Linked DNA regions of Mus musculus: region 2 is linked to region 1. A link is a loop called in an ENCODE intact Hi-C map of the cell type or tissue named here. Cell type or tissue: gastrocnemius. All regions are shown on one strand. Each heading gives the region's core, and the rest is flanking DNA. Links, peaks and the distances in the headings are about the cores only.

Evidence for each region. Hi-C counts contacts between places; a loop is a spot of excess contacts. Peaks named below come from ENCODE experiments on the same cell type or tissue, not always from the same donor. Only the 100,000 strongest peaks of a DNase experiment are listed, where the experiment ranks them.
Region 2: it touches region 1 in a loop (2.2-fold over the local background); 2 of 42 quality-filtered maps call a loop at or near these places.

Annotation. Positions count from the first base shown.
Region 1 is chr5:134,609,954-134,626,122 of GRCm38, reverse strand. Eif4h (eukaryotic translation initiation factor 4H) reads left to right here. Exons shown (of 7, transcript NM_033561.2): 3 at 518-582; 4 at 661-757; 5 at 1,623-1,682; 6 at 4,037-4,174; 7 at 4,475-6,251. The coding sequence ends at 4,614. Lat2 (linker for activation of T cells family, member 2) reads left to right here and starts at 11,098. Exons shown (of 13, transcript NM_020044.3): 1 at 11,098-11,234. In gastrocnemius, for the core only: a CTCF peak has its summit at 8,890 (motif pointing right); a DNase peak (open chromatin) is centred at 8,891.
Region 2 is chr5:134,366,683-134,382,851 of GRCm38, reverse strand. Gtf2ird1 (general transcription factor II I repeat domain-containing 1) reads left to right here. Exons shown (of 30, transcript NM_001081464.2): 18 at 22-71; 19 at 266-322; 20 at 2,832-2,915; 21 at 5,775-5,958; 22 at 6,717-6,745. Among named protein-coding and RNA genes, the nearest start is that of Gm46925, 26 kb to the right of the region's middle. In gastrocnemius, for the core only: CTCF peaks have their summits at 8,748 (motif pointing left) and 9,368 (motif pointing right); a DNase peak (open chromatin) is centred at 8,727; H3K4me3 peaks cover 517 bases; H3K27ac peaks cover 1,427 bases.

The DNA of each region.
Region 1 (16,169 bases), core at 6,005-11,004:
AAAAGCATCTTAAGGCTGTGGGCAAGGTTGGCTCTGTGGCTGAGCACTTCCCTTAGTAATATACATGAGGTTCTTCATCCCCAGCCCTGCAAGAAGGGAAGTGAGTAACTGTAAGAAGAAATAAGTTCCAGTGCCCATTGAGTTAGCATTCTCTACCTGATGGAATAGAGCTAACAGCTTGCAATGTGGCTTAGCTGGTACAGTGCTTGCCCAGCACGGTCACTGCTTTGGATTCTGTCCCTGGCATTACATAAACCAGGCCTGGTGGTATGTGCCTACAATCCCAGCATTTGGGAGATGGAGGCAACAGGATCAGAAGTTCTGGTTATCCTTAGTTACTTAGCAAGTTTGAGGGCCAGCCTGGGTTACAAAAGATTTTGGGGGGTGGAGGGTTCTGGGATCTACTGTAACCCAAATGGGACACCACCAACTGTGGTGCTTAGTGATACTAATGAGATTCCGACAGGCCTAGAGTCCAGGATGACTGTATGAGGTGGCTTCTGTTTTTTTCTTCCAGGGTTCTGCTATGTAGAATTTGATGAGGTGGATTCCCTGAAGGAGGCTCTGACTTATGACGGTGCAGTAAGTGCCCTCAACTTCCCTTGCCCAGACAACCATGTGTTCCTGTTGATATATAAACTGTCTTTTCCTTGTCCTCAGCTCTTGGGTGACCGGTCACTTCGTGTGGACATTGCAGAAGGCAGAAAACAAGATAAAGGTGGCTTTGGATTCAGGAAAGGTGGACCTGATGACAGAGGTGATTAGCTGTCTTAACACTGAACGGAACTTGCTGTGTGCACACTGCTTGCCACCCCTGTGCATCATTTACTGAGCATTGGTCCCTGAGAGCTTGGGTTTTGTCCTGTTTCTGAAGTGACTTGGGGTTTCTATTGTGATGAAACACCGTGACTACAAGCAGCTCAGAGGAAAAGGCTTATTTGGCTTAAACTTCACTGCACTGCTCACCATTGAAGGACGTCTGGGCAGGAACCTGGAGGCAGGAGCTGATGCAGAGGCCATGGAGGGTGCTGCTTACTGACTTGCTTCCCATGGCTTGCGCTCAGCCTGCTTTCTGATTGAACCACAAACCACTAGCCCAGGGATGGCCCCATCCACATTAATTGCTAATGAAGAGAATGCCCTATAGCCCAGTCTTATGGGGGCATTTTTGTAGTTGAGGTTCCCTCCTCTCGTGACTCTGACTTGTTGACATGAAAGTGTCCAGCACAGACAACAACATGGCCTCGTCCTAGATAGGGGTCTCTTGCTGTGTGTGAGGAAAGGCATCTTGAGGAAGAGAGCTACAGTCCATCATCTAGGGAAGGAGGCTAAGGCAGGATCTGAGGCAGAGGACACTGACCGGGGAATGCTGCTCCCTGGCCGACATGCTCAGTCCGCTTCCTTAGACAGCCCAGGCTCGCCTGCCCTCAGGTGGCATTACTTACACACTGTTTCCTGGGCCCTCAAGAGAATGTTCCCTTAGATGTGCTCACAGGGGACACATTAGTCAGGCCAGGTTCTCAATCAAGGTTCCCTCTTGTTAAATTATTACGCTTGTGTCATGAAAACAGAGTAATGAGCACAGCCCTCAACTTGATCTCTTTGTGTGTGTGTATCCTCAGGAATGGGTGGCTCTCGAGAATCTAGAGGTGGATGGGATTCCCGGGATGACTTCAACTCTGGTATCAGTATTTAACATTCCACTCTTCCCTCGTCCCTTGTTTCTCAGGATGTTCAACCTAGACAGGCTTTGAATTCCTTCCACCAGTGAGACTCTCCACAAGGTCTCCAGCCATACGCTTCGCTTCAGGATTGGTAGAGAGGCCGGCCAGGCCCCTCTTCCTGCTTTCCCCTGAGCCTGTTGCTGGGGCTGTAGCTAGGACAACTCTTGTGTTTCATATGTGGTACAGAAAGAATTAGAAGTGTTTGTAGAAGTAACACAGCAAAGAGGCTCCAGGAGTGCCCAGGTCCCTCAGTGGTGTGGACCCTGGCGGCTGGTATTCCTCTTGAAGGGCGTGGAGCTCTGGTTCCTTCACTTCAGGGTAGATAGGCTCTGCTTTAGCATCCCCTCTTCAGCCAACCCAGGGTGTTCAGAGGATGTCTGCATCAGTAGAGATGAGGGGCACAGGCATGCAAATGCCAAGTCCTCTAGCAACCAGAAATGAACTTATTCATGAAAGTACAGTAGCACACAGTGAGTCTATAATTTTATGTATACACTGGTCTCTGGAAGCATGTGTCTCAGAGCCAGCCCAGGCAAGGAAGCAGCTCCTGGGGTGTTAGGGCCTCAGGTCCTGGAGATAGCCAGTTCTAGGGCCACTGCCTTCCCAAGATGCCTTGTTTCGGCCAAGAATGCAGAGGGAGCCCTTGTCTTACCACACTTGGGTCTCAGAGTCGGCTGCCAGGGGTGTTGCCCTCCAAAACACATGTGGATTTAAGTATTTTGACAGTATTCTAAAGAAGTTTTTTTGTTTGTTTGTTTTTGTTTTTTCGAAACAGGGTTTCTCTGTGTAGCCCTGGCTGTCCTGGAACTCACTCTGTAGACCAGGGTGACCTCGAACTCAGAAATCTACCTGCCTCTGCCTCCCCAGTGCTGGGATTAAAGGTGTGTGCCACCACGCCCAGCTGAATAATTTTTTTAATAAAGGGAAATACAAAGAAGAAAGTAGATGAAAATGTGCCAGTGGAGTGGGGAGTAGGTAGCTCAGCAGCAGCTCGTATGAGGAGAGGCCCTAAGTCCTGCACCACACACACCTCTACCAGAAACGTCAGCCAGTCAGCCAGTGTGCTAACCTTAACTTTGCAAAGAGAAATCGGGGTTTTCATGGTATGCTTCCTAGAAGTCCATAAATGAGTTTGTCTCCTCCTTCGTGCCCTTCCCATTGTCCTTATGGGTTAGGTGTGGGGGTGTTTGTCTGCTATGCATCTGTGTACCGCTTGTGTGCTCAGCTCCCTCAAGTGTCAGAGAGGGCATCTTAAAATGACCCATTAACTATATCCCAGTGCTCAGAGGATGGAAAGCAGTAAGTTAGGAGTAAAAGGGACACAATAAAGGCTGCAGACATTTGTCTGAATGCGTTCCTGGGCCCCCAAACACAGTTCATCTTCCTCCTGAGCACTGGGATTAAAGCTTTTGGCACTTCCCCTATACACACAAACCTCTGTGTGTGTGTGTGTGTGTGCGTGTGTGTGTGTGTGTGTGTGTGTGTGTGTGTGTGTGTGTGTGTGTAAGGTGACAGTTTTCAGAGGAAGTCTCCTTGCACTGTGTGGAAAACAGGCACTGCAGTCAGGTTGGCAGGCTTGGCAGCAAGCACCTTTCCTTGCTGAGCCACCTCTTGGTTTACTTTTGACACTGGGTCTCACTGGCCTGAGTTTAACTGGCTGGCCAGCAAGCCCGAGGACCTAGAGCCCTTGTCTCCCAGGTATGGGATTATAAGCTCATGATACCACATGTGAGCTCGTGAAGACCATCTTTATCCCTGGAGCTGGAGGTGACAGTCGTGAGCCACTGGTGTGTGGTGTGGGCACTGGGAACTGAACTCAAGTCCTGAGAATAACAGGCTTTGGTCTGGCCACCACCACCATTTTTAGTTTTTAATGCAGGCTTCCTATGTGATCTTGGCTGGCCTCAAACCTGGCAGCAATCCTGCCTCTGAGAAAAGCCTTTTTTCTCAGAATTCAGCATCTCTTGAGTAAGCTGCAGTTTATATGTGGGTGCAAGGTGCCTACATTCTTGGGTACTCTCTCTGATTGATATTGTGTGGTCCACGCCACAGCAGAGACAAATGGAATAGTTGCCTTGAATTCCCCAGTGAGAGGCTGGGCATGGCTTAACAGATTGCTTCCCTGGCATAAGGCCTGGCTCCCATCCCAAATGTGTTCTCACCCAGCAAATGCAGGGGGTTTTGTACGCTTTACTTTTGGAAAGTTTCCAGATACTAGACAAACATGACATTGAAGAATCAATTTGTAGAGCATTGTGCATCTCTGTTGATGTGACAGTGTAAACAGTTTTTGACTCTGTCTTCTTTCCTAGGCTACAGGGATGACTTCTTAGGGGGTAGGGGGGGCAGTCGCCCTGGGGACCGGCGAGCAGGCCCTCCAATGGGGAGTCGCTTTCGAGATGGCCCTCCTCTGCGTGGCTCCAACATGGACTTCAGAGAACCCACAGAAGGTATGGCAGCATCCTTGGGACTCACTGTCTGCTCCCTTTAAACCTTCCTTTTTGCCCTGCATTGATCTTAGTCTGATTGTCAGTCATCAAATTTGTAAGGCAATTTTGAAATTAGATAGGTCTTATCATAATGGCTCATAATCTTGGCACTTGGAGAGAGATGGGCAAAGGCAGGAGGATCCAGAGTTCAGTGTTAGCCTGGGCTACATAACAAGTTTGAGGCCAGGCTGGGCTAAGTGAAGCCCTGTCACAAAGGCACAGAGCCCGTTTTACATAATCCATGTTATTTTCTGTCTGCAGAGGAACGAGCACAGAGACCTCGGCTGCAGCTTAAACCTCGGACAGTGGCAACGCCCCTCAATCAAGTAGCCAACCCCAACTCAGCCATCTTTGGGGGAGCCAGGCCCAGAGAGGAAGTGGTTCAGAAGGAGCAAGAATGAGCTTAGGTTGGGAGGGAATGGGGCGTGGGGGAGCTGGAGCAAGACCACGGCCTGGTGGCAGCCGGTCGCCCTACAGGCCCCATTCCCGCCTGGCACTGTCCTCCTTACAGCGGAAACACAGAGCTTGTGAGTGCATGTCAGCTGTTAACAAGTGGTTTCTAGTACATTCTTGGCTTTGCTATATCTATCTAGTGCCTGTTTTGTGCTTTCTTTCTGTTTTCTTTCTCTCCCCTCTCACTCCTGCCCTCTCCCCGCCCTTCCCACGTGGTGTGGATGTTGGTCACGTGTGGAAGGTGGGCTGAGGTGCTTCATCCTTTGCTTTCTTTCTTTCCTTTACACGCCCTGGCCACACTCCGGGCGTGCTGTCCTCTGCTTTTTCTCAGAGCTTCTCTCCAACCTGCATGTCGAGTTCTGTGTTGCTGTGGCTTCTGGGAAAGAGCTAGAGCCACTAGCTAGGTGGCTGGTGGTGACTTGTTGGTGTCCAGCTGGGATGAGCATGCAGAATTGATGCACCTTGGGGTAGAACAAAGAAACTGCCTGCTGCTCCTGAGAGGCTGCTGTGTTTGGGGTCTATCACCCGCCCCAGCAGCCTGATCAGCCGTAGCAGGCTCCTGTCAGACAGTGAGGCCAGATGGGTGCAGGGGAGTCTGGACCTTCTGCACTGGTGGCGACCTGGGTGGCAGTGGCCATGTGGCTTTGCTCCTGCTCGCTCTTAAGACCAAGTGGAAGCTCATTCCCTGCTCTTCCTGGGCCATGGAGGCCGCTTGGGGGTGCAACCCGCTGCAGCTCAATCCGCTTCCTGCAGCTGAGGCCTGTAGGAAGCAGGGGTGGTGCTGGAGCTGCACCGGGCAGCTGTGCTTTGCACTGAGTCTGCGCTCTTTCCCTTGTGTCTGTCTGATCCAGGGCGCTTAGCCCAAGAGGCTGCTCGCCACCACAGCTCAAGGCCTAGAGTCTGGCACTTTCTCTGATCAGTTACCCAGCTGTTGAGACCCTCAGTACCTAGGTGTCTAGAAACCTCTAGGTGTGCTGCTTCCTCTGTGGGGCAGACCCCTGCTCCCGCAGACAGTATGGAGCACTCACTTGAGAGAGAGCAAAGGGGATCAACCAGGTTTGGCTTTTGGCTTGAACAGTTGTGTGTGAACAATGGAAAAGGATTGGCACCCAGTCTCCGTCTGCTCCAATTGGAGCAGTAGGGGTCAGCCAGCCACTAGAGCCTTGGGGAAAGGGGCTGAGAGGTGTGCAGCTTGCTTGGTAGCCAGCAGCTTCCTGCCAGCCTACCCCTTGGCTCGGGATTGTCTTTGTTGCAAGGTCTCGGCAATTTACAGAACTCTCACTCCTTCCCTCGCCTGCCATCTTCTCTGCTTCTGAGATAAGAACCATTTGTGTAACACCAATACCTAACTTAAGACAGACATGCATTGCGTGGTTGTAATCAAAGCTGATGCTTTCAGATGATGTAATCCATCTCCAATGCGGAAAAGACAGGCCCGTCCATCCACATTGCTGGGCACCCAGCTGACTGTAAGAATGGAATTCCAAACACTTAACACATTCAGTTCTATGACAGAAAGTGAGTCTATGGATATGGTATTTTGTGAATGATCTTTTAAATAAAAGAGAACCTTACATAACACTTATGCTTGTCTTTCTGGCCACTTGGGAGCTGTGAACCTTGGGGTGCTACAGAGAAGCATTTACAAGGAGTTAGGCTGGCGTGTTGACCATGGTCCTGCTGCGCACACTGCCACTGAGTATGTTGTGTGACCTAGTTTGCAGAATCCTGATCTTGGAACCTCTAAAGAAGAAACTGGAGGTAGGCTAGTCATCTCGGCACTAGGACATGTGTTTACTGTGTAAGCATTTCCAGCATCCATGTAAAACGTCATGTGTACCCATAATCCCAGCACCCGGGAAATGGAGACAGAAAGATACCTGGACTTGCTTGCCAGCCAGTCTAGCCACATGTATGAGCTCTGGTAAGAGGAGGGCTTCGAGAAGCTAGAGATGGTTCAGTAGTTGAGGGCACCAGTTTCTCTTCCAGAGAACCCAGATTCAATTCCCAGCATCTACATGGCAGTTGGCAAGCATTTGTAACTCCAGCCCAGGAGGTTGGGTGCGACCATTCGAGCCTATGAGTGCCTATGCAGATAAAACACCCTTATACATAAGATGTTTGTGTGGAGCATATGGCACATCTTCAGTCCCAGCATACAGGAGGCAGACAGTCGGGGGCTCTTGAATTCAAGAATAGTGTGGCCCCTACATAGTGAGACCACGCCTCTAAAATGGGAGAGGAGCTTACATGGTTAGTTTACTACTACCTCTGTGGTCCTAGCAGAGTGCCCAAATGGAAAGGATCTTTTTCAGTGTTTAGACTGTACATCAGTGATGTAGATGAGTTCAGACAATTGGCTCCTGGTTTCTCTGCTTTTGTGGGATTTCCTATTTTGTTTTGTTTGGTCCTGGGAATTGGCCAGAAGACCTATATTGCTACATAAAAACTACAACTCCACCACATGCCAGCCTCTATGATGCCCTTTTCTTCCCCCGCCCCCCTCGAGACAGGGTTTCTCTGTATAGACCAGGCTGGCCTCGAACTCAGAAATCCACCTGCCTCTGCCTCCCAAGTGCACTACTGCCCTCTGTGATGTTCTTGCTTTGGGATTCTTTCTGTTGATCCAGAGTCTGAATATTGATGACTTTGGGGGCAGGACCTTTTGTATTGTTGGATGTCCATGATGGATAGAAGATGATGGGTATCCATGTGTGCTACTTAGGGCTGGCAAATGCTGAAGGAAGGAACTGGAGTTGGTGTCCTGTGGGTGCTTGGGATCAAACCCAAGACCTCTGCAAGAGCCGCCAATGCTCCATTTCATTGAGTGGTCTCGCTGGCCCAGAGATTGAGTGTGCTTGAGCTTTTTGCCTGATAAACATGTAATGCCCCCTGTGCATGGTCTGCCCATGGAGTAGTCGGGCATTTGATCTCCCAGAGCTAGAATTAACAGCTCTCAGGTGGGTATATAGCACTTGAACCCCAGATTGTCTTCAAGAGCAGCAGCAGTATTCTTATGAAGGTGACCCACAAAATTGAAGACAGGACAGTGAAATGGCTTAGTCGGTTAAGGAGACTTGCTGCATGCCTAACAGACAGTTTACTCCTCAGAAAGTAGTGGACTTTCACAAGTTTCTCACAAGGAAAACAGCCAATGCATCTTCAGCTCTCAAACATCGGATAACTCGTAAAAGCAGATGCTTACTGTGATGGGTGGCTGTAGTGTTCCGTTGGACCCTAGTTAGTCTGAATTCCCTGGGAGATGCACTAAGTGATTAGCAGAGCAGTGGCTATCCCAGCGTGTCCCTCTGAAGGGAGTCAGACTACCACCAAGGGCCCTTGGGATTGGTAGAAGTCTCATATCATTCTATTGAAATTAAGAATAAACTCACTACTGAAGCTGTGTGAGTCTTTTAATCCCAGTGCTCAGGAGGCAGAGGCAGGCAGATCTCTGGGATCAAAGGCAGCCTGGCCTACATAGAAGCCCTGTCTCAGAACGACAGACCATGGTTCAGGGCTTGGAAATCTGGCTCATCTGTTAAAAAGCGTTTGCTGACCTTCCAGCTACCTCCATAGTAGCTCACAGCAGTATAACTTCTAGGGGTCTGATGCCCTCTGGCCACCAAGAACCAGGCACACAAGTGTTGCACAGACATACATGCTTTCAAGACACTTGGAGTGCTTCAGTAATTCTAGCTATTCCAGGGACTGAGACAGGAGGTCTGCAAGTTCAAGGCCCATCCTGGACTACATAGCCAAGAGGCCGTCTAAAAATGAAAAATTAGAACACTACAGGGGTGTGCCTCCATATCTAGCTGTGCTGTGTTAGAAATGGAACCCAAGCGAGCACCAACTGAACAACATCCCAGTTTTGGTGTTGGTAGGTTGTGTGTGTGTGGGGGGGGGGGGGGTATCTCTAAAAAGGAATCCAGAAGCAGGCACGGGGCTGAGGTTACAAGTGACTGTGCCAGGGATCCAAGATGAATGGGTCCCTCCAGAACTGAGTGAAGTTGGACTACTGTGAGCTACTGTGTAGGTGCAAGTGGGAAAGAGGCCAACCATGATCCTCTTAGGGGTTCTCTGCCTCCCCACCTGACCCCGTGGGGAAAAAAAAGTCTGATGAACTGAATGCATCCGCACTACCTGTGGTCAGCACAGATTTCAATGGTCAACTGAGTCTCCTGGTGATCGTCCCCATGCCTGTGCTACTTTGCTTCACCACAGGGTGGCAGCAGCAGGCTTGGGGCACAGACTGGGGAAGAAACACCCAGGCTAGCACTAAACTCACAGCAGATTGCCTCCTGCCTATGTCCTTCCTCCCCACTACAGGCAGTGATACCCCCAACTGAGAAATGGCCTTGGCTGGGGGTGGAGGGGGTGCTCAGTTATTAGTGTTCTCAAAAGCCTGAGGAACCCGAGCTTGGATCCCCAGCTCTCAATGAAGCTGGGCACAAACGACGTGTGCTCTTAGCTTTGGGGACATGGGAACATGGCTATCTGGAGCTTGCAGGACCAGCCAGCCTGGACTAACTCGGTGAGTCTCTGGAGTCTCTGGCCAGTGAAAGGGAACAGTCAAGGTGGAAGCTTGGTATGGTCCCAACACTTGGGAAGAAGCAGGAGGATCTGTGAGTTCCCAGGCCAGCCAGGACTATACAGTGAAACCCAAAACACAGAAAAATTACAACCAGGAGGTGGCAAGATGGCTCAGTGGTAGAGGTAGTTTCCAGCACGCCTTTTTTTTTTTTTTTTTTAACTGTTTACTCTTTATATTTATTTATTTATTATATGTAAGTACACTGTAGCTGTCTTCAGACACTCCAGAATAGGAAGTCAGATTTCATTACCGATGGTTGTGAGCCACCGTGGTTGCTGGGATTTGAACTCCGGACCTTTGGAAGAGCAGTCAGGTGGTCTTACCCACTGAGCCATCTCACCAGCCCTGCGCACGCCTTTAATCCCAGCACTTGGGAGGCAGAGGCAGGCAGATTTCTGAGTTCAAGGCCAGCCTGGTCTACAGAGTGAGTTCCAGGACAGCCAGGGCTACACAGAGAGAGAAACCCTGTCTCAAAACAAACAAAAAAGAACTAACGTACAAAGAAATAGATGTAATAAAGACAATTTGGGTTTTTTTGTTTGGTTGGTTTGGATTGGTTTTTCGAGACAGGGTTTCTCTGTATAGTCCTAGCTGTCCTGGAACTCACCATAGTGGCCTCTAACTCAGAAATCCACTTGCCTCTGCCTCCCGAGTGCTGGGATTAAAGGCGTGCGCCACCACGCCCGGCTGACAATTTGGTTTTTAAAAAGTAGATGACACAGTCTGCATAAATCTGAGTTCAAGGCCAGCCTGCTCTACAGAGTGAGTCTCAAGACAGCCAGGGCTACACAGAAACTCGGTCTCAAAGAAACTAAAATGTGGAAGACACCAAGACTGACTTCTGGCCTCTACATTCACCCACTACCACCACCCACACACAGAGGCAGCTTGTCTATCCAGCTGTCTCTGGCACAGTGGTCCTTTGTTCCATCTGCCATCTTTATTCCCGTCTTTCTCCCTGTATCCTCTGTCCCTTATCTCTTTTATCTGCCGGTTAGTATTTGTTCTATGGGATTCCACTGCCCTAATCTCTCTCTCTGATCCCCATTCTCAGATGCCTGTGGATGCTGGAAGGATTCTAGCTTCCTCTTACCTGTGGTTGTCAGCGTCTACATATCTGCCTCTCTGTCTTTCTGGTCCTCTCCTGACCTGTGCATCTGTGTGTGTGTGTCCCCATCTCTGGTGTCTGACTGTGGCACGTGCGTGAGTGTGTACATGTCCCTCGAAACTCCGTCCTCTCCATGTCTGTGTCCATGTGAACTCTGGGGTTGACTCTCTACCCGTCGATCACTGTAGCCCTCCCTCCTCCATGTGACCTTGCTCTGTGGTGGGCATGTACTGTGTGTGCTTGGCTTTCAGTCTGCCCGTGCCTGTGCCCATCTCTCACTTCCCATTTTCCCTATGTCTGTTTTCTTTTTTATTGCCTCTCCACCCCCAGGAGTGTGTGCACATACATGTGCATGTGTGTGCACATGCACACTGCACATAAGCCTGTGTGTATGTACATATGCATCAGAGGACAACTAGACACTCACTTCATGGTTCCTGGTGATAGGAACCCTGGTTCCTCTGGTTCCAAGTTGTCCAGCTTGGTGGAACGTGCCATTACCCAGGGAGTCTTTTTTGAGACAGGGTCTCACTGTAGCTGTCCTAGCTTATATAGACCAGGCTGGCCTCAAACTCAGAGCTCTGCCTGCTTCTGCTTCCCAAGTGCAGGCATTTAACAGCACACACCACCATGCCCAGCTTTAACTTCGCTTTGTATCTCTGCATCTTTTTCTGTCTCTGCTCCACCCACTTTGTCATTAACCACCCTAGTAGTCTGGCCGAGGCGGATGTAGAGGAGATGATTCAGTAGTGACAGGAAGCCAACTGCCTTGCCCACTGCTCACCAGAGTCAGTGGTGTTGGCATCAGCTTGGGCAGGTGTGCGGCACAAGATGAAGGGGCCATGGTGAGGAGCCCTCACCCTCAGGTAAGCCTTTCCCAGGGGTGCTCCCCTGTTGTGCTACACCCCACAAGACCCTTAGGGATAGACGGAGCGGAAGCCGAGATACCTGATACCTCCCACCCTGGCCTAGTGCTGTGGCCCTTAAGGAAAGCCTATGCAGGGCTCCAGGCACCCACTTATCTATCATTGGCTTCCCAAACCCCTAGCCTCTGAGACCCCCCAAGAAGCCCCTAGGGTGGTTCTGTCACTACCAGTGACTGGAGAGGGCCAGCTAAGAGCCAGAGATGTGAGATTCTCCCGCCCGTTGAGGGTTGGCTAATGCCACAGGCCTGTGTATGGAACTTGGATGCTTTGGGGAACTGTGCCCAAGCCCTGTTCCAGCCAGGAGGAAGTTGCTATCCCCAGAAGTCCATCCAGGCCTGAGCCAGCTTGTACTTTCTGACAGATAATCCTTGTAACGTTGGTGGGCTCCTTGGTTCCGGCTTTGAACAGGTGGCCCAGATTGACCAGGGACAAGGCCTGCCAGACCTCTGTACATAGACATACTCACATATGTACGTGAACAGTCGCCCGCTGGCCTCCAGTAGGTGTCTTCAGGGTCTTCTCTCCGCCTCATTTGAAGGCCCAAGTTATTTGGTCAGACTGGGTACTGTACACTCCTCCATCAGGGCATTAGGAATGCTGAGGTGGGGAGACCCTAAGTTCAAGGCCAGGCAGTACTCCATTGTGAGGCCCTGCCGCAAAGGCTCAAACCACAGAAATGTTATTCAGCTAAGCCTGCAGGCCTCAGAGTAGCACCCCATGAATAAAGCCATCCCTGGTGTGAGACGGGTCATGTACTTCATCCAACAGACCCTCATGGCCTTTTTACCCCGAAGAACGAGCTGCCGCAGTGATCACTCACGAAGGGCCACTGAGGTTAGAAGCTCCGATGCAGTCCTCAGAAGCAAGCCTTGCTCATATGAAAACTGCCCACTTCCCTTTGAGCTATTTTGGCCCACGGAGCCACAGAGCTGTGGCGGTCCCCCACACACCCACAGCTAGCCCTGCCTGGCCCCTTGGGGCCTTCTGAGACTGCTGGGCCATTCCTCCTGCAGCCCTACCCTCTGTTCCCCTCACCCTCTGCCTCTACTCTCAGGGTAGAGAGCATCAGATAGGATAGAGGGAATTCACCGGGCCTGCTCTGGGTTTCCATCTTTTCCAGTGTTTCTTTGTGGCACAGTATGCGCCTCTCTGAACCTCCATTTGCTCCTTGGGAGGAAGAAAACATTTGGGCTCAGAGGGATCCCCAACTGAGAAGCAAGCCCCAGGCCCTGTCCAGGAAGCACCCCATGTACTCACACCTGCCTTTTTTTTTTCAATATTTTAATACATTCTTTTATTACCACATGTGTGGATGGATGTGCATGTAGCACGGTGTAGGCCAGAGAATAACTTCTGAGAGATAACTTCTCAGCACCGTGTGGGTCCTGGGGATGAATTCAGATCATCAGACTCGGTCGCAAGCACCTCTCACCTGCAAGCTACCTCACCAGGCCCCTTTCAGTCTTTTTTTATCAGTATGCTTTCATTATGCATACTAAGAGGCTTGTGACACTTCCATACAACATGCATCTTGGTCATATTCACCCCCAAATTACCTCTCTTGTCCTTCCCGGTTCCCACTGGTCCCTGCTCTCTTCCCAACTAATCCCCTCCTGATATATTATGTTCTCAGTGGGAGTGGGATAGGGTAGTGGCCCAATGAGTTTCATTAGGTTTGCTTACAGGATGTGAGTGAGGGGTGGGCATCTTACCATTGAAGAAGTGCTCTCTCTCTCTCTCTCTTTCTCCCTCCCTCCCTCCCTCCCTCTCTTCCTCCTTCTCCTCCTCCTCCTCCAGCAATGGGTTTTTTTTGTTGTTGTTGTTGTCGTTTTTGGTTTTTCAGGACAGGGTTTTTCTGTGTGGCCCTGGCTGTCCTGGAACTCACTCTGTAGACCAGGCTGGCCTCGAACTCAGAAATTCACCTGCCTCTGCCTCTTAAGTGCTAGTGCTGGGATTAAAGGCGTGTGCCACCAACACTCGGCTGTCTTTTTTTTTTTAATTTAAAATATTTATGTAAGTTGGAACATGCTGCTACAAGCCTATAATTGCGGCACCTAGGAGACAAATGCAGGCCATTCTCTGTGAATTCCAGGCCAGCCAGGTCTACACAGTGAGTTTCAGACTCACCAGAGCTACACAGTGACTCCCTGTCTCCAAACCACAATGTATGTGAATGATTGTTTGCCTTGCATGTACATGTGTGTACCACATTCATGCCTGGTGCACACAAAGGCTGGGAGAGGGTGGAGTCCCCCGGGAACTGGAGTTATAGATGGTTGTGAGCTGCCATGTGGGTGTCAAAAGAATCAAATCTAGGTCCCCTGGGAGAGCAATCTGTGCTCTTGACCTCTGAGCCATCTCTCCAGCACCCCCTCCCCCACCTTTTCCCCCCTCATGCTGGGAATGGAACCCCAGTGCCTTGCCCTTGCTAGTTAAACATGGGTATATCCCTTCCTGAGCGATTCTAGGCAGGCAGGTGCTCTACTGTTGAGTCATGCCCACAGCCGCATACTGAGAGATGCTAGGCAGTTACTCTACCACTAAGCCACACCCTCACTGGGAGATTCTAAGTTCATCCCTGGGAGACTCTAAGCAAATGTATGCCCCAGGCCTCTTTATGGTTTGAGGCAGAGTCTCTTTGGATTGACCTTTGAATTCACAATATTCCTGCTTCAGCCTCTTGATCACCTAGGAGTCCTGGCCTGCTCCACTTGGTCAGGTGTGTCTGCTTCATTAGCCCCTCAGACCCTGCTGGGCTCAGTAGGGAGTCCACACATGTGCCTTTAGATGTGACCAAGCAGAATAACATAGCCCCTCAGTCTTTGCTGTAGGCCGCTGACAGTCCCTTCCTGTGTGTGTGTCACATGGCTAAGAACCGTGACTATGACACGGCTGAGCCTATGCCACATTCATCATCTCCATGACAGGCCTCGTGACAAACCCCTGTGTGGCCGGTTAGAGGGTACAGATGCCCTGACCAACTGTCCCGGGCCTGAGGGCTTCTGGGGTCCTGTTTACCCCTAGATAACAGGTCTAGAAGCACATGGACTCTCTGGTAGCCCAGACCTCTTGGATGGAGGATGGATGGAAGGCATGGGGTGCCCTTGGAGAGGAAACAGCACTTGGCAGGCAGCTTCTGCAGCCTCAAATAGAATACCAGGCTTGCTCTTGGGGTCCTAAGTAGGCGGTGGCAGGCAAGGGCTGAGTTATATGTAGCCTGCTCCTCCACGTGTTATGCCCACATCTCCTTCTGCTCTTGTTTTTCCCCCATTGAGACAGAGTCTCGAACTCCTGATCTGCCTCTGCCTCACAGGTGCTGGAGTTACAGGAGTATGGGAGTGAGACATCGGAACCAAATCTCCTCTCCCTTCCCCACCTTCTATCACTCGCTCACATCTCCTCTTCCTCCTGTCTGTCTCTCTCTACATATACATCCATTCTTCTCTCCCTTAAAAAATATAGATAGATAGATAAATACATACATACATACATTCATGCATACATACATACATAGGATTGTGCCTTTACCCAGAACTAGTCTGAATTTCCCTGTCCTCCTGGCTCTGTTTCTTAAGGTCCTAGAGCAGTGGTTCTCAACCTTTCTAATGCTGTGACCCTTTAATACAGTTCCTCCTGTTGTGGTGACCTCCCAACCATATTTTCATTGCTACTTCACAACTATAATTTTGCTACTGTTATGAATTGTAATAAATATGACATGCAGGATTTCTGACCCCTAATGACCTCCAGAGGGGTCGTGACCCCCAGGTTGAGAACCACTGTGCTAGAGAGTCACAGCCGTATGCTCAGTTTATGAGGATTTTGGATAGACAGAGACAATGTCCTAAGCAAAGGCCATGTCCCAGCCCCTCCCTGGGGGATTCTAGGCAGGGCTCTACCACTGAGCCACACCCCCAGCCCCTACCTGGGGGATTCTAGGCAGGGCTCTACCACTGAGCCACACCCCCAGCCCCTACCTGGGGGATTCTAGGCAGGGGCTCTACCACTGAGCCACACCTCCAGCCCCTCCCTGGGGGATTCTAGGCAGGGGCTCTACCACTGAGCCACGCCCCCAGCCCCTCACTGGGGGATTCTAGGCAGGGGCTCCACCACTGAGCCACACCCCCAGCCCCTCACTGAGGGATTCTAGGCAGGGGCTCCACCACTGAGCCACACCTTTTCTTTTCTTTTTTGGTTTTGAGACGGGGGAGGTGGGGGGTTGAGGGGTGTGGGGGGTGTTCTCTGTATAGACCTGGCTGTCCTGGAACTCACTTTATAGACCAGGCTGGCCTTGAACTCAGAAATCCGCCTGCCTCTGTCGGGATTAAAGGCATCCGCCACCCCGCCCAGCTTAAGCCACTCCTTTTCTAGTTTGAAGTAGGACCATGTGCAGAAAGAGAGGCCACTTAATCCTTCCCATTCCACATGTGCCTCACACAGGACTGCTTTCCTCAACTGTCTCCCTTGCCCGTGCTAGGGAGCTGAGTGTTCTCATGGTTGCAATAGTCGGTTTCATAAACCCATTAGAAAACTCATTCACCAGACTGCGGGGCTTCACCAAGGCTGGGACAGCCGCTACCTTGGATGTGGCCTGGGCTAACTGAGGATTTGTAGCCTCCTCACACCAGACATCTCTCAACATCCCTCTCTGTGCCCCAAAGACCAGCCTCATTCTGAAGGTCCTTGAGTCCTGTCCCACAGCGGGGGACCTGTCCCTGATGTATACAGTCTCAGGGTTACATCCTCTGAGAGGAATCCTCACCGACTGGCTTCCTCCAGCTCTCACCACAGGCAGAATCTTGGTTCTTTGATTGTTTCTTTGTTTAATACAGTTTCTCTGTGTAGTTCTAGCCGTTCTGAAACTTACTTTGTAGA
Region 2 (16,169 bases), core at 6,740-11,739, 240 kb after region 1:
GGCACTGGTTATGTTTTCTAGACCCGAACTGCTCACTGACGGTGTCAAAGAACCTGTTCTGGACACTCAAGGTACCTGGGCATGGGGGAGACACAGGTGGGTGTGGGAGGGCATCGAGTCTCTGCCATATCCCCTCCTGATGCCCCTGTCCTATCCCCCACCCTAGGCATTTCCCCACTGCCCCTGTCGGGTTTGCCCCCTCGATGCCACCTGGGACCCCAGGTGCTCCCTCCTCACCTGCCTTCTCTCCCCACCCCACCCCCAGAGAGGGACTCCTGGGACCGTCTTGTGGACGAGACCCCGAAGAGACAGGGCCTTCAAGGTAAGTTTAGACCCGTATAAGTTTAGGCATTCCAGAGTCATGACCTTGTCTAGCTTTCGGGGGGGGGGGGGGGGGCAACAGTGGAAGTGGAAAGAGGCTGGACCCCACCCATGGGCTCCAGGGTATCTATAGCCTGGTGTCTCTGAGTTAGAGTCTGGCTGTCAGTAGGCGGACAGCCAGGCACAGGACTCCAGTGCTGTCCGCTCTGTCTGGTACTAGCAATGCGATCTATCTATAGTCATTCATCAGCCCAGCTCTCTTGGGTTTTTTGTTTTAACAAAATCTCAATCATTCTATTTTACCAACGATGACCTGGGAGCCAGATGCTGAGGTGAAAGCCTGCTAGCTCAGAGAGACAAAGGAAGCACCCAGCTGACCTTCGTCCTCAGCTCACATCCCAGCAAGAGTCCCCTCTCTCACACCTTCTCAAAAGACCTCCTTAAAGGGTCTGAAGAGATGGCTCAGTGGTTAAGAGCACTGACTGGTCTTCTGGAGGACCTGAGTTCAAATCCCAGCTACCAGTCCCAGGGGATCTGAGACCCTCACACAGACACATATGCAGGCAAAACATCAGTGCACATAAAATAAGGGCTGGAGAGATGGCCTAGCGGTTAAGAGCACTGACTGCTCTTCCAGAGGACCTGAGTTCAATTCCCAGCTACCACATGGTGGCTCACAATTATCTGTAATGAGATCTGATGCCCTCTTCTGGTGTGTCTGAAGACAGCGACAGTGTACTCACATACATAAATAAATAAATCTTTAATTAAAAAAATATTTTAAAACATGCACATAAAATCAAAATAAAGTATTTATCGCTTCAATGCACATAAAATAAAAATAAGTAAATAATTGTCTCTTATACTGCCTATGCCTCTATCAGTCCTGACTCCCTCTTACTCTGTGGGCTATTTCTTAATAACCCTATGCTATGTTCACTTCCTGTCAACTGGTTGCTTGCTCTGCCTCTTGACCTATGACTTTATTTAATCCTGTTTAAAATATTCAAGCAGAAAGTTCTTGGATTAAAAAGTGTATGCTAAGGCTAGGCCACACCACCACAGATAATAAGTGTTTCCAGTCAATAACACAATCTCGGGGTTTGAGGTGTGATCAGATATCTTGCCACATAGTTCTTATTCTGAAATTGGAGGAGCAGACAGTGGCCATGGAGAGCCAGAAAGGCAGGAAGGCAGGCAAGCAGTGGGACATGGGGACATGCTGTAGGAGGCTTGAGCATGACCCTGGCAAGGAAGTCCCATCCTGGTACCCTTGGCGTGAGAGGCTACCCAACATCCTGCCATAGGGATGCAGCGGAGAACCCAATACATCCTATGAGCGCGCTGCTTAGAGAGCTAGTAGGCGTGGCTAATGTGAATCCCAGGATGACCATCACCAAGTGACCCCTCCATGGTCGCCATGCTTCTAAGGAGTTAAGAGAGGCAGCAGTGGCCAATGCTGAAGGTAGAAGAGCTCACAGAGATAGAACCAAATCCTGGGACTGGCTGCCAGTCACCTCAGCCCTCCCTCCTCCCACATTCTACAGGGAGGGGAACTTGTGTATCTTTCCTCACCCTACGTAGATTCTTACAGCCAGACCTTAGCAGGCTGAGAATGTCACCAGGAGTGCATATGAAACACCAGAGGTCATTTCCTCTTCTCCTGCCATTCATACCCATTCTCTCCTAAGGCCAGGACAGGATGTAACCCCTCAGAGGTCAAGGATGCAGTTGTGACATGCTAGTACATGGTGGTCCTACTACTTCAGAATGGTAGAACCCTTGCCTAGAGTCCTTCCCACCCTGTGAGGAAATATGGCAACAGAGCAAGAGCCCCTGTCTAGAATCCCCCAGTGAGGGGCTGGGGTGTGGCTCAGTGGTAGAGCCCCTGTCTAGAATCCCCCAGTGAGGGGCTGGGGGCGTGGCTCAGTGGTAGAGCCCCTGCCTAGAATCCCCCAGTGAGGGGCTGAGGGCATGGCTCAGTGGTAGAGCCCCTGCCTAGAATCCCCCAGGGAGGGGCTGGGGGTGTGGCTCAGTGGTAGAGTATTTCTAAGTGATCTGCAAGGCTCTGGGCTCTGTCTCTAGTACCACTAAAGAATCAATAGCTCCTGGTGGGTTGGACACTCCTATTCTGCCCCTCTGTCTTCACGAGTTCTTGGAAGACTTCACTCCAACTCATACACGGCTGAGGACACAGAAACCTCCTCCCTCTAGTGTCTTGCCTCTGGGTTTATTCTTTGTTAGTTTTCAAATGTCAACAATTAGCTTAATTTTGTCTTGTTGCTGTTGTCACAACAGTATGAGTCCTTCCAGGAAATCAAAACACAGACACACACACACACACAGATTCTCATGAAGACTGGGTCTGAAGGACTCTGAGGGGCCCACTCCAAAGATCTGCTAATTGCCAGACAAGGAGTTCCCTGTAATTAGGAAGTCATTTTCCTGTAAAAGTCACCAAGTGCCTTTTAATGTAATAGCCTCTGTCCATAATTGTATTCACTTTGCAGAAAATTACAACACCAGACTCTCGCGGATCGACATCGCCAACACGCTTAGGGAACAAGTCCAAGACCTGTTTAACAAGAAATACGGTGAGTTACAGGCGGGGGTCAGATGGAGGGAGAGGTGGGCAGCTTCCTGCCAGTGCCAACTTCACGCTTGGCAAGGAAGTTGATGTGTATTTTAGGTATTTCTTCGCTTGTTTTTTTTAACGTATTTATTCTGTGGACAGGCATGTGTGTGGGTGCGTACATTCCCCATCATAGTGTGGACAGACATGAGAAGCTGCTTCCTTCCTTCCTTCCACCATGTGGGGCCTGGGAATCACATTCAATGTGCCAGGTTTGATGGCAACCACCTTGGTGCGCCGAGTCATCCCACTAGCTCTCTCGTATTTCTTGAGCATCTATTATGTGCCAAGCACTGAGGGCATGGGGGGTCACAGAAAACAGGCCCCGTGTGGGATGTGGTTGGTGCTGTGTTCCTGTAACCTCATCACTTGGCTGAGATAGAAGGATTGTTCTGAGTTCCAGGCCCAGCATGAACTACAGAGTAAGATTTTGTTCAGAGACAAATAGAGAACGTGTTTAGGTAGATGCTAGCTGATGAGGTGGCTCGCAGGGTATAGGTGTTTAGTGCCAAGCCTGATGACCAGAGTTCGATTCCTGGACCCCACGTAGTGAAAGGAAAAAGCCAACTTCTGCAATATCACTCTCCCTCTTGCCTCTACTATATGCACCGCGGGATGTGCACATGCAGGTGCTCATGCACACGCGCGCGCGCACACACACTCACGCACACACACTCTCACACACTCACACACACACATGAAGATGTCATTTAAAACTCTTTAATAGAGGCTGGGGTGGCTCCATTGATAAACTGTTTGCTGAGCATGTGTGGAGCCCTGGGCTCCATTCTTTTTTTTTTTTTTAAACATTATGTATGTATTATGTATGTATGTATGTATGCATGCATTTTTTTTTAAGATTTATTTATTTATTATATGTAAGTACACTGTAGCTGTCTTCAGACACTCCAGAAGAGGGAGTCAGATCTTGTTACAGATGGTTGTGAGCCACCATGTGGTTGCTGGGATTTGAACTTCAGACCTTCGGAGAGCAGTCAGGTGCTCTTACCCACTGAGCCATCTCACCAGCCCCCTGGGCTCCATTCTTGACACCACATAAACTGGGTATGATGGCAGACACCTGTCGTCATGACACTCAGGAGATAGAGGCAGGTGGATCAGAAGTTCAAAACCGTTGGGCATGGTGGAGCACGCCTTTAATCCCAGCACTCAGGAGACAGAGGCAGGCCATTTCTGAGTTCGAGGCCAGCCTGGTCTACAAAGTGAGTTCCAGGACAGCTAGGGCTATACAGAGAAACCCTGTCTCGAAAAACCAAAAAGGAGAAGAAGAAGGGAGAAGGGAGAAGGGAGAAGGAGAAGGAGGAGAGGAAGAGGAAGAGGAAGAGGAAGAAGAAGAAGAAGAAGAAGAAGAAGAAGAAGAAGAAGAAGAAGAAGAAGAAGAAGAAGAAGAAGAAGAAGAAGAAGAAGAAGATGTTGTTCAAAACCAGCTGGGAGGTGGTGGCACACACCCTTTTTTATTTTTATTTATTTATTTTTTTGAGATTTACTTATTTTCTGTATACGCATACACTGCAGCTGTCTTCAGAACACTAGAAGAGGGCATCGGATCCCATTACAGATGGTTGTGAGGCATTATGTGGCTACTGGGAATTGAACTCAAGACCTCTGGAAGAGCAGGCAGTGCTCCTAACCGCTGAGCCATCTCTCCAGCCCCTAATGGTGCACACCTTTAACCAAGAAGGAAGAAAGGAAGGAATTCAAAGCCATCCTCAGCTACATAGTATGTTGGAAGTCAGCCTGAGCTACATGAGACCCTGTCTCAAACAAAACTTAAGAATTGCTGGTGAGGGTGAGGGGCTGGAGAGACTGCTCTCCCGGAGGTCCTGAGTTCAACTCCCAGCAACCACACGGTGGCTCACAACCATCTCTGATGGGATCTGATGCTCTCTGGTGTGTCTGAAGACAGTGACAGTGTACTCACATAAATAAATAACTCTTTTTTAAAAAAGAGAGACATTCTGGTGAGGATGGAGAGATAGCTCAGCCATTAGCATTGGCTTCGTTTGGTTTTCATCATCCGCTTGGTGGCTCACAACCATTTGTAACTCTTGTCTCAGGGGAACTGGTGTCCCTTTCTGGACTCTGAAATCACCAGGCCATGCACATGGTGCACAGACATACAGGCAGACCAAAGACCCATACACATTTAATTAATTAATTAGTTAATTAATTAATTAAAAGACTTTGTACATAGAGGAGCTAGGCATATGCCTTTAATCCCAAAACTAAGAGGCAGAGGCTGGTAGATCTCTGTTTGAGGCTAGCCTGGTCTACATAGGAAGTCCCAAGCCAGCCAAGGCTACATAATAAGACCCTGTCTCAGAAGAAATGGAGAGAAAGGAAAAGGGGAAGGGACCTGAGACCAGGTAGACAGTGGCCCCTGGGATCCAGTCAGCACCCTGGCAGCCTTTGCCTACCTTCTTCCCTGCTGGGTAGAGCACGCCCATTCATTCCCTGGGTCACATTCCTAAGACTGACCCTGAAGCTGAATACCTCAGTCCGGGGAAGAGCTTATGTTTCCATCTGGGAGGCCCAGCGGTACAGCCGAGAGGCTGAGAAACATTAAGCATTGCCTAACCCAGTATCAGGAGCCATGTATTCGAGGCCCATCCAGCGTGGATTCCCACCAGCAACTCTGCACAGTACACATATTATTGATCTCCAAGTCCTGTTCACGTACAACTTCTCCCATCTTCCACAAAGATCCTCAGCCCTCTGGGAGAGAAGCCCCCAGACTCCTCCTGCCCCGTCTGTTCGGCCTCTTGCTCCTGACTGGTACAACTGCCTCTCTCCTATCCAGGTGAAGCTCTGGGCATCAAATACCCAGTGCAGGTGCCCTACAAGAGAATCAAAAGCAACCCAGGCTCGGTAATCATTGAAGGCCTACCCCCCGGGATCCCATTCCGCAAACCCTGCACCTTTGGCTCCCAGAACCTGGAAAGGATTCTCTCTGTGGCTGACAAGATCAAGTTCACGGTCACCAGGTATTTGATGAGGAAGAGCTCAGACTAGCCTGGCTGGGATTGGGAGCTGGCTCCAGAAGTTCCTATAGTAGGGGGTGTTGGAGAGGGACTACAGCTAGCCAGTCGCGCTAAATGACTTGCTCCGTGTTTGGTGAAAAAAAACCTTTGCTCAAAAAGGAAACAAAGAAAAGTAGACTGATGAAGGAAGATTCTGGAAGGCGACCTTTGGCATGCATGTGTGCACATAAACAAGACTACTTCTCTCCCCCACCCCCCGTGCACATGCTCACACGGTACAGATCCCAAAACAGGCCTCGAATCCCAGCACACAGGAAGCAGAGGCAGGAAGGTTATGGGTTAACCTTCATAACCATAAAGTTATGCCCAGCCTTCATAATTAGACCCTTTCTTTAAAACAAAAACAAAAGCTAGGGAAGTGGCCTGGTTGGTTTCATGGCGTGTCTAGGACACACGAAGTCCTGAGTCCCATCCCCAGCTCTCATAAACCAGGAGTAGTGGTGCATACCTGTAACCTCAGCGCTCAGGCGGTAGAAGCAGGAGGAGCAGACTTTCAGAGTCAGCCTTGGCTAGAACATCAGGATTCAAGGCTAGGCTGGGCTCCATGAGACCTCTCAAAGAGTCAAACATTGAATGCTAGTGTCTGAAAAGGACCCTGGGCTTTTGTTACCAATCCCTTGGCAAGCTAGTATCATCATCTACCTGGTGGTAACCTCGTCCCCATCCCTTTCCCCTGAAGCTCACTTCTGTTTCCCTTCCAGGCCATTCCAAGGACTTATCCCAAAGCCTGGTAAGTGGTACTTCTGGGGGTTTGGGAGGTACTTGGTATTAGGGGTGGGGGTTTGTGCACAGTTCTGGAAATTCAAAACCTTCATGGGAGACACCTGCCTGGCTCAGGCGCAGGACCAGGGTACTACCCTGCTGTTCCTGCAACTCCCTTTGCGTCTGCCTCCGGTTGATGGAGAAAGGCTGCAGAATCCCTGGTCTTAAGACCCAGAGACCCCGTTGAGATAACATTGGAACCACGGGCTTCACCCAGTCAGTCCCATGACCTCCGGGAGACCTGGCTAACTCAGGAAATGGGGAAAATTGATGGCAAATGTATTTGAATGTTGTCATAGGGTACAGGGAGCTTGGTGGTAATATGTGAGGCATTGGGGAGCTAGGAAGATAACATAGTCTATAAAGTATTTGCTGTGCAAACAAGAGAACCTGAGTTTAATCCCAGGAACCCACATTTAAAAAAATCTGTGTAGGGGTGGATGGGATGGGGGGGGGGGAGAAAACACAGCTGTGCTTTGTGGTGCAGTTTGTAATCCTGTTTGGAGGAGGTGGAGCTTTGCAAATTGCTAGGGCTCACTGAGCAGCCTGCCTGGTCTATTCAGCAAGTTAGCTCCAGGTCAGTGAGAGACCATCTCAAATGAACAAAAGAAAAAAAGCTGAGCATAGTGGCCCACCTGGGAGGCAGAATTTGAGGTTTGCTTGTCTACAAAATGAATTCTAGGACAGCCTGGCGCTACACAGAGAAACATTGTTTCAAAAAACAAAAGCTAGAGAGCTCCTCTGGAATCCCCAGTGAAAGGCTGGTGAGTGGCTCAGTGGTAGAGCCCCTGCCTAGAATCCCCCAGTGAGGGGCTGGGGGCGTGGCTCAGTGGTAGAGCCCCTGCCTAGAATCCCCCAGTGAGGGGCTGGGGGCGTGGCTCAGTGGTAGAGCCCCTGCCTAGAATCCCCCAGGGAGGGGCTGGGGGTGTGGCTCAGTGGTAGAGCCCCTGCCTAGAATCCCCCAGTGAGGGGCTGGGGGCATGGCTAAATCAAGCTTGCTAAGATTTCGTGTATTTCACCAAGCCTGGTTTATGAGGTACTGGGGCTGGAACCAGGGCTTTATGCACTCTAGACAAGAACCTATCAAATCAAGTATATCCTTAGCCCCCAAGACCCCATCTTGAAAAAAAAAAGTAAACAAAACAAACAAAAGAAGCCCCTGGCCTCATTTTTACCTGCTGCAGCAGCTAACTGGGTGGACTCTAGGATCCTGGTGCCCACTGTGGAGAGAGCCCTGGGTGGGACCAGAGGCTGGACCAGAGCTGGCAGTCAGACCATGAGGGAAATGAGTACTTCCTCAGGAAGGAAGCTGGGGACAAGGCAGTACTTGTGAACACAGAGGGCTGCCTTTCCACCAATGAGAGATCCAGAAAGTCCCTTCTTTGGGACTGACCCTAGCTCAGCCTGTCTGCCCTCCACCCCAGCTCTTGAGTTAGTTTGTAAACATGGGCCTCTTGGACCCTGGCTGATGATAGCCTAAAGTCAGACCCTAGCCAGTTGCCACCCCTGACACAAGTGATTATCTAAGCTGATGTCACTGCTGGGTGCTTCTGCTCCTGTCCCTCTGGGGTCCAGGAAGTATGGCTAGACCTCCAGCCTCGGTAGGAACCCAGTATATAAGTCAGCCAATCCCCCTACAGCCCCCATGGCTCTCCCTGGCCTCCAAACGCACTCGTTTTGGGGACAGCGTCCTGATATGTATCCCAGACTGGCCTCAAATTTGTGGCCTTTCTGCCTCAGCTTCCAGAGCGTTGAAGTTACAGTAGTGGGCCACCACTCTGGGATCGGTTACCTTCTCCCAGGAGGAAACATAGACTCAAGAGAGTTGAAGGAAATTTCTCGAAGTCACAGAGCATTTGCCTAGCCTGGCTGAGATTTGAAAGGAAAAGACTTCCCTACTTGCAGGAGCTAAGTTGTACCTTAATGTGCTAAATCTGATTCTGCTGAGTGTCTCTCTGTCGCCCCCTCCTGACCACTAGGTGCAATGACATGGGTCCTATGGTCCTATCTGTAACCTCCCTTTTTTACAAATTCCCAGTTTAAACTGGTTTATTTACTTGATGGATAGGGTTTGATATTAGGATTTTTTACTTATGTTCGTTATGTTTTTTCTAGACAGGGTTTTTCTGTGTAACCCTGGCTTTCTTGGAACTTGTTCTGTTTACCAGGCTGGTCTTGAACTTATAGAGATCTGCTTGTCTCTGGCTCCAGAGTACTAGGATTAAAGTCATGAGCCACTAGCATCTGGTTTTAGAATTTTGAGTGAGTGTGTGCGTGAGTGGGGGGAGTGTGCCTCTGTGTGTGTGTATGTGTGTGTGTGTGTGTGTGTTTATGTACAGAGGCCAGAGAGCAACCCTAGATGTTGGTCCTGTGGAGCTGCCCTATTAAATGTATTATTATTTTTATTTTATTTTATTTTTTTAAAGATAGTATCTCTCACTGGCCTGAAGCTAGGCTGACCAACTAGTCCCAGGCATCCTTCTGTATCTGCCTCTCTGGTGATGGGATTACAATTTCACACTATCGTTCATAACTTTTAATCGAGGGGGTGGGGGAGAGGTAGGGAAAAGAATTGTTTGTGAGTGCAATTCCTTTAGAGACCAGAAGATGTCACCAGATCCCCTGCTGCTGGAGTTTCAGTTTTGAGCTGCCTGGCACAGGCCCTGAGAACTGAACTCAGGTCCTCTCAAAGAACAGTGAGCATTCTAAACCACTGAGCCATCTCTCCAGCCCTAAGCCTTGCTTTAAAAAAAAAAAAAGAATTACTACATAGTGTGTGTATGTGTGTGTGTGTGTGTATGTATACACCCAGGTCTTCAACCTTAGAGGCAGGAAGGTGTTTTTACCATCTGAGCTACTTGGCTGGCTTCAGGCCCTGCTTTTACAGAGGATGTGGGGCTCAGATCTTATGTTTCCAAGCTAAACACTTTACCCACTCAGCTTTTGTCTGTTGTGGTTATTGCTGCTGTGTTTTGGGGGGGGGGGGATTCTTTATCTGTTTGTTTCACCTGCACGTGTTTATGCGCACCATGTGTGCCTGGTGTCTGTGGAGGCCAGAGAACTAGAGATGTAGGTGGTTGTAAGCCACAATGAATGCTGGGAACCGAACCTTGTTCTTTTGCAAGAGCAACCATCGCTCTTGAACCACTGAGCCATCTCTCTACCCCCACCCCAAGCCCAGTTTCTTCTTTTTTAAAAAAATATTTATTTATCTATTTATGTATTTAATGTATTCGAGTACACTGTGGCTGTCTTCAGACACACCAGAAGAGGGCATCAGATCCCATTACAGATGATTAGAGCCACCATGTGGTTGCTGAGAATTGAACTCAGGGGCTCTGGAAAAACAGTCGGTACTCTTAACCTCTGAGCCCTTAATCTCTCCAGTCCCCCAGTTTCTTCCTTGAAAAAGAAAAAGGTTCTTTTTTGTGAAGTAGACCAGGCCAACCTGGAACTTGGTGGAGTTTAGCTGAGAATCATCTGGTTTTTTGTTTTTGGTTTGTTTTTGGTTTTTGGTTTGGTTTGGTTTGGTTTTTCGAGACAGGGTTTCTCTGTGTAGCCCTGGCTGTCCTAGAACTCACTTTGTAGACCAGGCTGGCCTCGAACTCAGAAATGTGCCTTCCTCTGCATCCCGAATGCTGGGACTAAAGGTGTGCGCCACCACGCCCGGCTGCTGAGAATCATCTTAAATTTAGGATCCCTTGTCTCCACCTCCTGGCGCTGGGATTTCGGATGTGTGTTATCTTCTGTCAAACTAGTCCACTCTTGTCTGAGGGTTTCTGTTGCTCTGATAAACACTATGATCAAAACCACCTTAGAGCAGGAAGGGGTTGTTTCAGCTTTTAATTCCTAGGTCACACTCCATCACTGAAGGAAGACAGGGCAGGAACCTGGAGGAACACTGGTTACTGCCCTTACAACCCCTACACACACACCCGCCCTGCTGGCTCAGCCTGCTTTTGAATACACCTCACAACTACCTGCTGGGCATGGCTCCACCCACAGTGGGGCTGGGCCCTCCCCCATCAATCACTAATTAAGAAAATGGCCACAGGTCTTCTGATGGAGGTGTTGTCTCATTTGAGTTAGTTTATGTCAAAGAAAGGTGATGGGACCAGGTGCAGTCCCTTGTGCCTGGAAGGTCCCTGTGGGGAAAGACTTGGGAACATAATCCCAGAGGAATCACTGGAACAATGTGGATGCTGAGGAAAGGGTTAATAAGTATTGTGGAGAGAGAAGAGGAAGGCAAGGCCTGAATGCACACATGAGCAGCGTGCACAGTTGAAATCCTCCAAAAATGAGTGCAAATTAGTCTCTGCAAGTTCACACAGTGGTGACCTGCAGGTGGGTGAAGTCGCTCTCTGCTGTGACAAGCCAGACTCGCATCTGGAGGCAAGGGTAGCTCTCTCAGCCTAGGGAGGTGACATTTGCCAGGCTGAGTGAAGAGACAGCCACAAACTGGACTTCCAGATCTTGTGTTTGTTTCATTTTGGTTGTTTGAAACAAAATGTCTCAGGTATCCCAGGCTGGCCTTGAACTCTTGACTCTCCAGCCTCCGCTCTACTTCCAAAGTGCTGGCTTTGTAAGTGTGCGCACCATGCCATTTTGTGCAGTGCTGGGGATGAAACCCAGGGCTTCATACATGCTAGGCAAGTGCTCTACCAATAGAATTACATCCCTAGCCAGCTTGAGTTCTTTATTTCTGTTTGTCTGTCTGTCTGTCTTTTGTTGTTTGTTTTTTCATTTGAGACAGAGTTTCTCTGTGTGTAACCCAGACTGTCACAGAACTTGATCTGTAGACCAGACTGGCTTTGAACTTAGAGATCCACCTGCCTCTGCCTCTCAAGTGCTGGGACTAAAGGGTGTGAGCCATCACCGCCCAGCTCTGGCTGTCTTTGACAATGTGTCACTAAGTAGCCCTTGAATTTACAATCTTCTAGCCTTGAATTTACAATCTTCCCCACCTGGTAACTAGGATCACAGAGCCATTCCACCAGGTTTGATGTGGTTTAAGTTTTATGTTCAGGGCTCAGAGCTTTGTCTTCCAAATGATGTCAGATTTGAATGTTCCAGTGGTAGCTATGGTGACCAGCTTCCACCTGGGGCAGGTGGCCTACAGAAAGTAAAGCTGGAGCCAAAAACAGAACTAGGAAGGTCTACAGAGGGCTGAGCCAGGGAGGCGGGAGGGGGGATTAAGATCTAGAAGGGGTGGGGTGGCTGATGAGGAAGGTGGTTTTAAAAAAAAAAAGTTTGAAAATAATCTGAAAGCCTGGGTCTGAGAAGCCTGGGGCAGGGGAGAAGCTTTGTACGTAGTGAGCTCCCTGTCACTAGAGGCATTCAAGCTGAGGTTAGGTAGTCACTTAGAAAAGAGAATATTCTTACGTGGCTTGCTGCAAAGGAGGATGGGAAGAACCGTCCCCACGGCACAATACCTGACAGAATCCTCCTCCCTCGGCTGCCCACTTATGACTTTCAAACAGCCAGTCATTCTCCCCTGCCAGATCTAATGATGTGCCTCTGCACTCCCAGCCTCTGGGAGTAGTTCAAGGCCAGCTTCCGCTACATAGTAAGTTTGAGGCTGGTCTGGGCTGTAAGAGACCTTGCCTCAAAACTGAATCCTAGGGACCTGAGAGATGGCTCAGAGGTGGCTCCCAGTTGCCCGTGACTCCAGTGCCAGAGGATCAGATGCCCACTTCTAGCCACCATAAGCTCCCACAGACACTTGGCACACACAGACACATATCAGGAGCCTCACTGATAATAGAGTACAGCTTCAGTGCACTGTCAGGGAAAAGTAGGGTCCCCACAGGTAGAGCAGAGCTGCCAGCTTCCTATGTGACCCCAGCAAGCCGGGTTCAGCTCTTTTGAGCATCAAGGCCAGACAGGTCTCAGCCAGAGGCCCAGAGGGCTGGCTGGTTCTGCAGCCTGGATTAGATCTTACAGCTGAAGATCTGGCAGGTCTTTGTGCTGGCTCCCTGCTGCCCAGAAACCTGAGCACCCCAGGGAGCTACAGCCACATTCCCAACAGCCCCAGTTTAATCTAGGACACCCCACAATCGCCTTCCCAGGTTAAGTTCAGTTTTTGAGAAACTGTTATGGCAAATGTTATGGCCCCACCCCCACCCCACCCGTGAGAATTCACTCCAATCATACAGAGAGCAAGGGGGAAAATATTAATTTCTTTAATAATATTGTATTCCCAAAGGGAAAGCATCCCAGGACAGACATCTCCGTGGCTTTATGGAGGCTAAGCTATCCTCGCGCTGTCTTTCACCTGCTTTTGTCTCGGAGTTGCTTTCAGGTTCCCACCCTTGAATTACACCTTGGGCAATTAGATGTGTTTTACAGAGACGGAAACTGCAATTTTTAGACATTTTGGAGCAAATGAGGAGGTTTACGGTGTAAAAATATTGTCACACTTACCTCAAGACAGATCACAGTAGCTAGCTAGCTGCTAAGCAAGGTCACCCTGCCTGCCCAGCAGAATCAGGCTTATCCTGGTGAGAGGCTCATGGCTAAGTCAACAGCTGTCAACCAGTGGTCCTGCAGCTAAATTTTACTTGTGTATATATATTTTTTTCTTTTAAATTTATTTATGTATTTATTTTAAATAAGAGAGTGTTCTGTCAGTAGATATGCCTACATGCCAGGTGAAATCACATCCCATTACTGATGGTTGTGAGCCACCATGTGGTTGCTGGGAATTGAATTCAGGACCTCTGGAAGAGCAGCTGGTATTCTTAACCACGGAGCCATCTCTCCAGCCCTCCCTCTTTCTTTCTCTCACTTTCTTTCTTTCTTTTCCTTTGGTGTTTTGGCTTTGTGGGTTATGTTTTGAGGTTGGGTTGTTTGTTTGTTTGTTTGTTTGTTGAGACAGGGTTTCTCTGTGTAGCCCTGGCTGTCCTGGACCTCACCCTGTAGGCCAGGCTGGCCTCGAACTCAGAGATGTGCCTGCCTCTCTGTCTCCTGGGGTTAAAGGCGTGCGCCACCACCACCACTGCCTGGCAAACTTACGATGTTCTAAACTTTTCCCACAGTGATTTACCTGAGGAAAGTGGCTTTTCCATGTCTCTAGCATTGTTTGAGGCCCAGTTTGGAATGCGCGGTGGAGGGGACGGGCCTGCTGGCCACATCTAGGTAGCAAAAGGCCCGGTTGATGGTGCTGAAGGCCTCTCAGCGCTGTCTCCTGTCACCTCAAAAGTAAGGACAGGGAACCTGACATAGGCCAGGGTGCCAGTCTAGGGTTGCTGTTGATAATCAGGGAGCAAGGAAGGAGGCATTAGAAGAACAGGAAGTCTCTTTTGCCCCTTTAGGATCTAACTTTGCCATTTCTGAGCTGTGCTATTAGATAAGTTAACTATGATCTTCAATTTTGGATAAGGTGGGTCTGTAATCTTGGGTAAGTTAGCTCACTGTGGATGATCATAGATAAGTTAACTTACTATCTCTAGTCTTGGATAAGCCTACCTTAACAATCTACAGTTTTAGGTAGGTTGACTTACTACCTCCCCGCCTTTCTGCATTCTATTCCCCAAGGCCTGAGGAATATTTCCCTGGCCCCAGTCCTCCAGTCCCTGCCTTCTTCCTTCTCTACCCTTCTAGCTCGGTCTTGGTCTTCAGAGCTCAAAATAATACTGTCCTTTCTTGGCGTCTAAAGATGCTACAATCCCAGCGTCAGTCACACTTCCTCCCTCCCAGTCATTACCTGTGCTTTCTGTCAGTTTGGCTCTGGTAATGACTGCCTTTCTGTCTTCCTGAGATGCACTGGCCTCTGCCGGGGTGGGGCAGGGAGGTCTCTGGGCAGATGCCCCACTGCTGGGCCCAGATCTGGGGCTATGCTTCTCTCTTTATTCCGAAAGGAGTCATGGAGCCAAGTGTCTGGGAAGCCCTGACCTAGTCTATGGAGACTCAGCCAGAGCCACTGTAGCCTACCCTACCCCTGGATGGAATAAAGATCGCAAGTCCTAGCTGGGCATAGTGGCCCATGACTTTAGTGCAGGCGTTCAAGAGGCAGAGACAGGCATTATCTACAGAGTGAGTTCTAGGACAGCCAGGGCTACACAGAGAAATCCTGTCTCAAAAAAGATCAAACAAGAGATTTCATGTCCTGCACCCCATGTTCTCAGGATCATTTAAAAAAAAAGAAAAGTAAAAAAGAGGCTCTGCTATCCATGAGGTTGAGGGAGCCTCAGACTTTTCAATAAGATTCCAGAAACCCTTTCGTAAATGTATGAAGCAGAGGGACTTGGGATGGCTAAGTCCGCAAAGCCATAGAGAAAAGGACCAGACTCGATGGCATCCACTTACACTCCCAGCTCCCAGGGAGAAACAAGTGGATACGCGGGGCAGCCTGCCTAGCCTGCTTGGCCAGTTCCAAACGAGAGACTCTCTCAAAAAAGTAAGCGTCCTGAGGAAGGGCTTCATTGATATAAAGGTGTAAATATACAAACACACACACACACACACACAAAGTTAACCTCTGAAAACCACCCAAGTCGATAAGAGCAACCGACACCTTCATTTGAGTCAGTGTGACATCGGCCCACGAGAACAGTAGGGGTGGGCAAAGGTGGGACTCTGATTGCTGGACACTCGGGGCTTTGCAGGGTGTTGAGGAAAGCTTAGGTGACAAGGTAATTAGTGGGGATAGGAACACCACAGCCAGACTATTGGCTGCTTTGTGGGTTCTTTTTTATCCTTCCTCTTCCACCCTTTCAACACCCTAACATTTGGGGGGGTGGGGGAGTCATCTAATGAAGTCAGGGGCAGGGAAGGGACCTGATATCTTTAGACTACTTCCGGCTGATCAGGAGTGTAGATTTCCTTGGGGGCAGGTTTGCTCCATCAGGATATCTAATTTCCTCTTGTTTCTTCTTCGAGCACGGCTACTTAATCGACAGCAACCAACCAAGAGCCCACCAACAGCAACCTACTCTCTCGGGGACCCTAGCATTTATATCCTCTAAAAAGGCACCAGATTTTCAAACATCACATACTTACCAGAAACCATCCGCACCTGACAAAACATTGCCCCTGCCAGAGCACTAGACAAATCACAGTCAACCACTATGGACAGTCTGAAGCAGTCTCATCTCCCACACATGGGACTAAAATAAAAACACATTCTTACAATATTTCTGCATTTTTTTTTTTTTAAGAAACCAAAATTCTCACTACAGGACATGAAGCTGGGAAAACCACCAGACCAAGGAGACTGCAACAGGACACCTGGCAGCCAGGTCAGAAGGGTCCCAGGGGCGCAGACGCAGGGGTCTCTGTCTGTGCCGCTGTTTGAACAAATTATGAGCTAAGCATGGTGGCACGCATCTGCAGTCCCTAGCACTCGGCAGTCCAGACAAGATCAGGCCACCTTTTGAGATCATCTTTGGCTT